Regions from separate parts of the Mus musculus genome. Here region 2 is linked to region 1. A link is a contact called in ENCODE Hi-C or POLR2A ChIA-PET data. All regions are on one chromosome and are shown on one strand. The core of a region is the stretch at or near the end of the contact, and the rest is flanking DNA. Distances in the headings are between cores, read along the strand shown. Region 1 holds the start of Nectin2 (nectin cell adhesion molecule 2). Region 2 holds the start of Bcl3 (B cell leukemia/lymphoma 3).

Region 1 (3,970 bases), core at 857-3,356:
CATTGCAGTTATGGAAAGCCTGAGTAAGACACTCTGTCTTGGGAAAAAAAAAAAAAAAGTTGGAAGCTACAGAGCATTTACTCAGTGTCTGTCATTTATACCACTAGCCTCATGCCACGTTCCTTGCAAACCTGAGATATTATCTGGATGTCATGTTGCATAGCTACTATAAACACCAACAAACCTCACACTGCTCCTTCTCTGGCGGTGGTTTGGAAAGAACCTGTGCCTTAGTTTACTTTTCACACACGGTGACCCTCACGTGGTGATCGTCGCTGATTAGAACTGGGTCTGTAGACCACAGTGGCTTGGAATTCTGTGAGATCTTTCTGTTTCTGCCACCTAAGTACTGGGATTACAGTTGTGCAGCACCAACCCGACCCCCTTCCTAAGATTCTTGTGAGCAACAAAAGAATTTTGAATAGTGTCCATTGTGGACCTGCCTCTTTTCATAACCCTGACCTTTGGCACCAAGCCACTTTCCCTTCCCATGACTCAGTTCCCCTTCCTTCTCCACGGCTTGATCGGGGACTGCTTGGGAGAAGACTTACACGAGGGCCTGGTGGGCAGACAAAGCTAAAACCCTTTATCAACAATGTTGTTAAAGGGGTGTGGCAACAGCTCAGAAAGGAGAGAGCTAGCTCAACTTGGAGTCAGTGCATGCCTACAATCCCTGGCTGGTTAGCCAGGACGACAGGAGATGCCATCTCATAAAACAAAACCAAGGTGGGTGGAATGGCTTCAAAGGTTGTGCCACCAAACTTGGCTACGTGAGTTGGGGCCCCGGCACCCACTTGCTGCTTCCAACTCAAAGCAAGTTGTTATTTGCCCTTCAGAAGTCAGCACGGCCTGCACACACACAAAATAATCAGCAAGCAAACAAATAGGAGCATTAACAAGAGTGGAAAGCAAGTTGGTCAGAGCCAGGGTCCACTCCTTGGGCCTTGCCACATGGGAGAGGGGCTTCATGTATGTGGCCGGTGGAGAAGGGGCCCTACCCCAGCCCAGGTGGCTCTCTCACAAGAAACCCCCAAATGCCTGGCCCTTGGGGAGGATTTGGCTGTCAGGTACTTCAGCAGCGGAGTACCTGTTCCCCTCCCCCATCCCCAACAAGTGGACCTTCTCATTAGCTCCACTCGGCGGCCCTGGGAATGTGAAAAGGCGGGTGGGGGTGGGGAGGGTGGAGCGTCTACGAAGAGACAAAAGGGCCGCCTCAAAACCAGCCACAAAGACCACAGGATTCTGGTGAGATAGAGAAAGTGGGACAAGGACAACCGGAAGGGACTGGTAGGGCCAGAGGACAGACTGACTGGTCCAGCCCCACCCAGCGGGGTTCGGCCTGCTGGGTTGGTTTATGCTGCCCCCTCGCGGAAGGCTGCGATATAAAAAAAGGATACTGGGTGGGAGGGACGCAGAGGCCAGATGCAGGGACAGGAATATTAAGAGTGACACAGAAAAAAACTATGAGACAAGAAACAGAAAGTGACAGGGACGCAAAGAGAGACGCACACAGTCAAAGGAATGCAACGAGACACGGGGACTAAGTGACATAGGCACATGGACAGACAAAGAAACACCAGAGCAGAGCCACAGAGAAACATGGGGATGCGGAGGGAGACTCAGAGGTAGAGAAAGAGGAGAAATCTGGAAAGAAATGATGCGGCGACACGAGAACCCAGGGCAGAGATCAGAAAGAAATGGGGTCCACTAAGAAGTGACCCCGACCTACCACAGCAGCAGGACTAGGAGAAAGGCTGGGACAGGGGTGTGGCCTCACCAAGGGGCGGTGCCTCAGGAAGGGAGGCCCTATGAGAGCCCACATACTCAGGCTAACCAGAGGGCAGTGGGGCGTGGTCTGGGCGAGAAGGCATGGCTTCTCCTGGTGGGAGGCGACCGGAAGTTTAGAAGGGGGTGTGACCGCGTCTCATTAGAGTGACCAGTAGGGGGCGCAGTGGGTCTTCCCGGGTTGTGTGTGGGCGTGGCTCCATGTCGAGTGGGCGTGGTCAAATAGTTAATTCCAGGAGAAGGCGGAGATAGAATCGTGGGGCCAGACAGGTGTGGGACGCGGGATGGGCGGGGTCTTAGCCCTGAGAGGGGCGGAGCCTGAGCCCTAGGATCGGCTTGGCGAAGAGGGGCGGGGCCTGTGACGTCATGAGTCCGGCCCGCTGGAGCTAAGCGAGGGGCCGGGGGGCGCGGATCCTGAGAGCCAGGCGAGGGAAAGCTGGGCCGAACGAACTGATCCGGGGAGCCGTGAGCGGCGGAAGCCGGCCTGGAGCCGGACACTTCAGACCCCTGACTGCCCTCCCAGCCGATCGGTACACGAAGAGTGGTCCCTAGGCACCCCCTGCCCGGGCCCAGTCCCTCCCCGGGCCCCCCATGGCCCGGGCCGCAGTCCTCCCGCCGTCCAGATTGTCACCGACGCTGCCGTTGTTGCCGCTGCTACTGCTCCTGCTTCAGGAAACAGGTGAAAACGCGCGGATGCCTTCGTCAGTCCTCAGAAGGGAGGGAACGGGGCATCGTCCCCCACCTCACTCCCAGCTCCCCGAGGCCCCTTTCCCTCGTGCCCCCTTCTAGGTTGGCCCTACTGATCGAGATTCTCGCAACACACCGGGCTCTCTCTCCGAGTCTCCTAACCTCCCTCTCTGCACCTCGCGTAATCACAAGTGTCCATTCTAACCCGGGTTTCTGACCCCCTCCACCTCCCTCGGCGTGGAAAGGGTTAAATCCTCCCCATCCTGTGCTGATCACTTATCCGGAATCTGGATTTCCGTCTCTGCTCTCCCCCCTCAGGAATGTGGAGAATGTTCCCCCCACTCACACTAGCTGGAGGGTCGTGATGGTGAGGAGGGACGACACCCCCCCCCCTTTTTTTTCTTTTCCTTCTTGTTGGGTTGGGCATCCGAGGCCCGGGGAGAATTGGGCGCGAGGGGACCCACAGTCGAGGTTCCCAAGACGAGTGTGTGTTGGGGGGGGGATGAGTTCGGTCTTTGGGAGCCCTTGGCAAACCAATGATGAGAGTTGGGGGCACTCAGGGGCAGGAAGGGTGTGAGTCTGGAGTGCAAGCCTCAGGGAGTTTACAGACACTGACCCCTGGGTTCTGGGAAAATTAAGAGGTTCTGCCTCCAGGATCTCAGAAGGCGAGCCTAACCCGGGTCTAGATAGAATTGGAGAAAAGGGGTTCAAACTTGTGGGTCTTGGGTTTAACTGTGGGCAAAGAGCTCTGCTCGCTGGGGTCCAGGTGCAGTTAGGGTCCAGAGGCACTATCTTGGCAGGTTCGGATTTAGCTGTAGGCAATGGAATTTAATGATCAAGGGACTCTGACCTTTACCCCTCTGCCCCCAAATATAATCAAAGGCTTAAAGACGTAGCCTGAAATTGGGAACTTAGTCGGCTGTGTCCCAGGTAGAGTCAGAGCCCGGGAGGTTTGCAGTTTTCCTCCCCTTCCCCCTTTCCTTGTGAGTGGCAACGTCCCTGGGGAAGTTTTCCGGTATCGCTTTCACCTAGTTTGGGAGGGGCGGGGCGGGGCTGGAGCGCTAAGAGTCCCAACTCCTGGTTTCGGGACCTTATCTCTCCTTTGGTCACGCCTTTGTCCTCGAAGCACTTGGAGAGGTAAATGGGAGGAGCCTCCTCTCTAAGACTCGCTCCCCTTTCCCCACCCCCCAGCCCTGGAGGGGACTTGGGGCTCTGCGAGGCCAGGGGGTGGGGGTGGGGGATGGGGTGAGGTGTAAACAGGTGTGCTGACCTCGCCCCGCCCCTAGCAGGTGACCTGGCTGTTTCTTCCTAACTACACACTCTGGGATGGGGAGCGGGGAGTTTCTGGAGAGTTTGCTCAGAACGGGGATCAGAAGGATCGTAGGGAGAATGCCTGTCACTTTTGGCCTCGTTTTTTCTTTCGTCACCTCCTTTGAGGTCATTGGCCTTGACCTCCCAGATAGATGAGATCTGTACCTGTCCCTCTGAGTGAATTCTT
Region 2 (3,970 bases), core at 692-3,191, 73 kb before region 1:
TGGAGGTGGTGACTCTCACCTGTAATTTCAGCACAGAGGCAGAGGCAAGAAGATCGCCCCTAGTTCGTGGCCAGCCTGGGCTAAAGAGAGTCTCCTTGCCTGGAAAAAAAAAAGGAGTCAGGGAACAGAATGCAGGGCCAGGTTTGTAGAGACACATGAACATCCAGAGAAAGAACCAGAGAACCCTGAGAATCCTCTGAGCAGGTTTGCCATGCGGTGCTATTCCCCTGCCTCTCTAAGTCTACAAAGCCGCCCCGCCCCCCTCCGCCTCCCTGTGACTCAGTGACCTGGACTCAACCCCAGTGTGTGCTCCACCTCCCGGGATGTCCGGGAAAGCCCCGAGCTGCTGCCCCGCCCCGGGGCGGACCCGGAGGAGGCGGAGCCTCTGCCCCGCCTCCCCGGCTCCAGCGGGTTTGAGTCAGGGCCCCAACCAGCCCGGCCTGTTCCCCACCAGCCAGCCCCTCCTTGGGGTGGGAAGGGAAGTGGGGAAAGCTGAGGGAGTCAACCTACACCCCCCAACCCCCACAGTTGTCTGGCCTTGAGCCCTAAGTGAGGCCTGCTGGTCCAAACTCTTAACTCTCCCTATCTACACTTGCATCTCTCAGGATCTGTCTCCAAATCTCCTCTCTCTCTCTGCATCTGGGATTCATTGGCGTTTCGTTCTTTGAGGCCTCTGGCTGGGTGCAGGGACCTGGCAAGGAGACACATTCAGAGCTCTCCTGCACCCCTAGCTATCCTGTGCCCTGCGAGTTAGGAGGCATGAGGAAGGCAGAGGGTGGCTACTTTCTGCCAAGAACCAGTCTCTGCCTTGGGCTGGGCTTTTCTCTCGCACAAAGAGTGAGTCTGGGCTCACCCTGATGGTGCAGACCTGCATCCCACCTCAGACAGGAAGATTCAGGTTCTAAGCCATCCTGGGCTACAGAACAAAGGCAAAGCCAGTCCGAACAGCTTAGTCTTAAAACGGAACGCAAAGAGGGCTGGGAGATCGCTCAAGTGCACAAGCTCCTAGGCTCCAGCATTGCAAAAAGGAAACGGCTCAGAGGGAGAAGTGCATGGCCAAGGTCACCCAAGAGGAAGTAGGACTCAGGATTCAGACCCATGCCCTAGCAACCCTGTGGCCTCTAAGGACTTCAGAGTTGGCACTAAGGGAGATGGCTGAAAGAGTCAGAAATACTAAAGGAAAGATGGGACCAGTGGGAGGGGAAGGTGCTCACAAAAGTAGAAGCGATCGCCAGACACAGCCAAGAGATTCAGAGATGGGGGATTTGGGGGAGGGGCTTAGAAGTATGGATCCCTAGCACGCAGGAGCCTCCCCCCCCCCCCACCAGCCAACAGAAACGTTTGCCGGTTATGGTGTCCCAGGCGAGATGGGAGGTAGAGGAGGGAGGATCAGGAGTTCAAGGTCATCTTCCGCTACACAGCAAATTTAAGGCTAGCCTTCGATCCATGGTCCAAGAAAAAAAGAAAGGAAGGAAGGAAGGAAGGCAGGCTGGCTGGCTGGAAAGATAGATAGATAGATAGATAGATAGATAGATAGATAGATAGATAGATAGATAGATAGACAGACAGACAAATAGATCAAGGCACAGTAGTGCAAGTGTCATTTCAGCACTCAGGAGGTTGAAACAGGAGGAACAGAAGTTCAAGACCACCCTCTACTACATAGTGAGTTCGAGACTAGCCTGGGCTACAGGAGCTCCAGTCTAACAAAGCGAGAGACAGACAGAAGATGTGAGAATCTCAAGGACTCAGACCCAGACAGAGCTCCCGGCCAGAGGCACAATGAGCAGAGTGGCGGGTGGGGACCAGGAGCTCCGCCTCCGAGACGCGGGTCCAGGAAACCCCTGGGGCGGACGGGTGGCCCCGGGGGCCCGGGGGCGGGGAGGCGGGAGGCGGGCGCCGCCCCGACTGACAAAAGTCCCTTCAGTTCAGTCGGCGGCAGGGGAAGTCCCGCTGCCCGGCGAGACCGCCTTCCCGTGCCGAGCTCGCCGCACGCCCCGGCGTCTCCGGGCGGCCCGATGCCCCGATGCCCCGCGGGGGCCATGGACGAGGGGCCCGTGGACCTGCGCACCCGGCCCAAGGGCACCCCGGGCGCCGCGCTGCCACTCCGCAAACGCCCGCTGCGCCCCGCGTCCCCAGAGCCCGCAACCACGCGCAGCCCCGCTGGACCCCTGGACGCCCTGCGCAGCGGCTGCGACGTCCCGGTTGTCCCTGGGCCCCCCCACTGTGTGGCCAGGCCGGAGGCCCTTTACTACCAGGGTGAGTGGCCTCCCCCATGAAAGTCAGGGCCGGGTGGGGGCCACCTAAGGTCAGCAGAACACAGGACACAAATAGTTGGGGTTCCTGGTAGCTGGGACTCCAGGGTGCAAGTTGATGACCCAAAGACAGCTAGGAAAGAGGTTGAGAGGCCCTGGAGCTCAGCCATGGGCGTGCCAAGAAGTTCACCCAGGCAGGTGCCCAAGGGTCAAATGGCCTTGGGGAATGGGGGTCAGAAGACAGCGTCCAGTGTCGCAGATATGGGATCCCAAGACACTCCAGAGACGCAGAATATCTGGTTGGGAGAGACCAGATGTTCAGAACTATGAATAATCGTCACTCGGACCTTGGAAACTGGGGTTCTGGTAAGCAGATATGGGGAGATGAATAGAAATGGACCCAGGATCCAAGGAGGCTGATACGGTAGGTTAAAATCCTGGGAACCGAGGTCTTAGGGCGATAGTGACTGCATTCTGCAGGCTAGTTGTGAGCACTCACAAGTGTCCCTGGGTCAGGTGGCCCTAGGGGCAGGCTTGGGGACTGAGGGTTCTAAGAGAGGGAACACAAGGAATTTAGAAACTGAAGGGCTTCGGTCCAAGGAGAGGGATTCGGGGACCTGGGAAGGGGGGACTTTAGAAAGGGAACCCCAGAGCTGGTCAGACAGCAAGAAACCGGATACCTTTCTCTTCAACTTTTATATCCAGGAAGGGACATCCACCTGCAGTAGGCACATTACTATCTGCTAAATACCCCAGCGCTGCTGAGGTCTCTGGGCCCTCCAGGTTCTTCAGCTACTACCTATCATGCTCCAGCAGGAGGACACTATGTAACAAGAGACCTTCTCCATCTGATGAGAACCCTGCCCTCCATTTCCCCATCTGTGCAATGACCCTTCCCAACGTTGTCATCCAAAAGGGTTCTAAAGGACAAGTTTTCTGACAGCCCCAACTCCCCAGATCCCCTACACCCAGATATTAGCTTGTCATTTATTCCTTCAGCTAATTACTCACAGTGTAATCTTATAACTGAAGTCCCCTGCTGGGTGGTGACAGGGCTCTCTCTGCCCTTAAGGGTCCTTTCTGTAGATGGAGGTCAGACATTTGTGAGAGAAGAGATGTGATGTAGGAAGGAATAGGAATAAGGAATGAAGGTTAGGGTAAGGGATGGGGGCTAGAGGTGAGGGATGGGGGCTAGAGGTGAGGGGTGGGGGTTAGAGGTGAGGGGTGGGGACTAGAGGTGAGGGGTGGGGGTTAGAGGTGAGGGGTGGGGGCTAGAGGTGAGGGATGGAGGTTAGAGGTGAGGGATGGAGGGTGCAGGAGCAGGGAGGAGGGGCACGAACAAGAACATTATCTTGGGTGTTGAGGGCCAAGTCTGAGAAGCTAACAGAACCTGGGGTAGTCAACATGGTGCTGCATGCCTGTAATCCTAGCATTTGGGAAGCTGAGGCAGGAGGATCTTTTTGAGTTTGAGGCCAGTCTGGGCTCCATAGTGACACAACGTTTCAAAGAAGGGATGGGGGCCAAAGAGGTGGTTTAGTGGTTAAAAGCCTCTGGAGCTCTTGCAGAGGACTAGAGCTTGTTTCCAGCATCCACATCTTTCAGCTCACAGTTCTGAGAATGCAATGCCCTCTTCTGGCCTCTGAGAGGGTCAGGCAGGCATGTGGTACACACTCAGGCAAAACATTCATATGCATTAAAAAAGTGAATACAGCCTT

Evidence for each region. Hi-C counts contacts between places; a loop is a spot of excess contacts on that map. ChIA-PET counts read pairs that join two places held with the same protein, here RNA polymerase II (POLR2A).
Region 2: POLR2A ChIA-PET joins it to region 1 with 11 read pairs in Patski. The contact joins the promoter of Bcl3 here to the promoter of Nectin2 in region 1. A Hi-C loop is called at or near these places in 2 of 37 maps with a recorded cell type or tissue (ES-E14 and mouse trophoblast stem cell). POLR2A ChIA-PET finds 5 or more read pairs at or near these places in 4 of 5 experiments (Patski and embryonic stem cell).

What each region holds. Positions count from the first base shown.
Region 1 is chr7:19,747,709-19,751,678 of GRCm38, reverse strand. It overlaps Nectin2 (nectin cell adhesion molecule 2), which reads left to right and starts at 2,106. Exons shown (of 9, transcript NM_008990.3): 1 at 2,106-2,464. The coding sequence starts at 2,377. Gm34744 (a long non-coding RNA gene) reads right to left here and starts at 2,109. Exons shown (of 3, transcript XR_881878.3): 1 at 1,730-2,109.
Region 2 is chr7:19,820,726-19,824,695 of GRCm38, reverse strand. It overlaps Bcl3 (B cell leukemia/lymphoma 3), which reads left to right and starts at 1,941. Exons shown (of 9, transcript NM_033601.3): 1 at 1,941-2,259. The coding sequence starts at 2,019.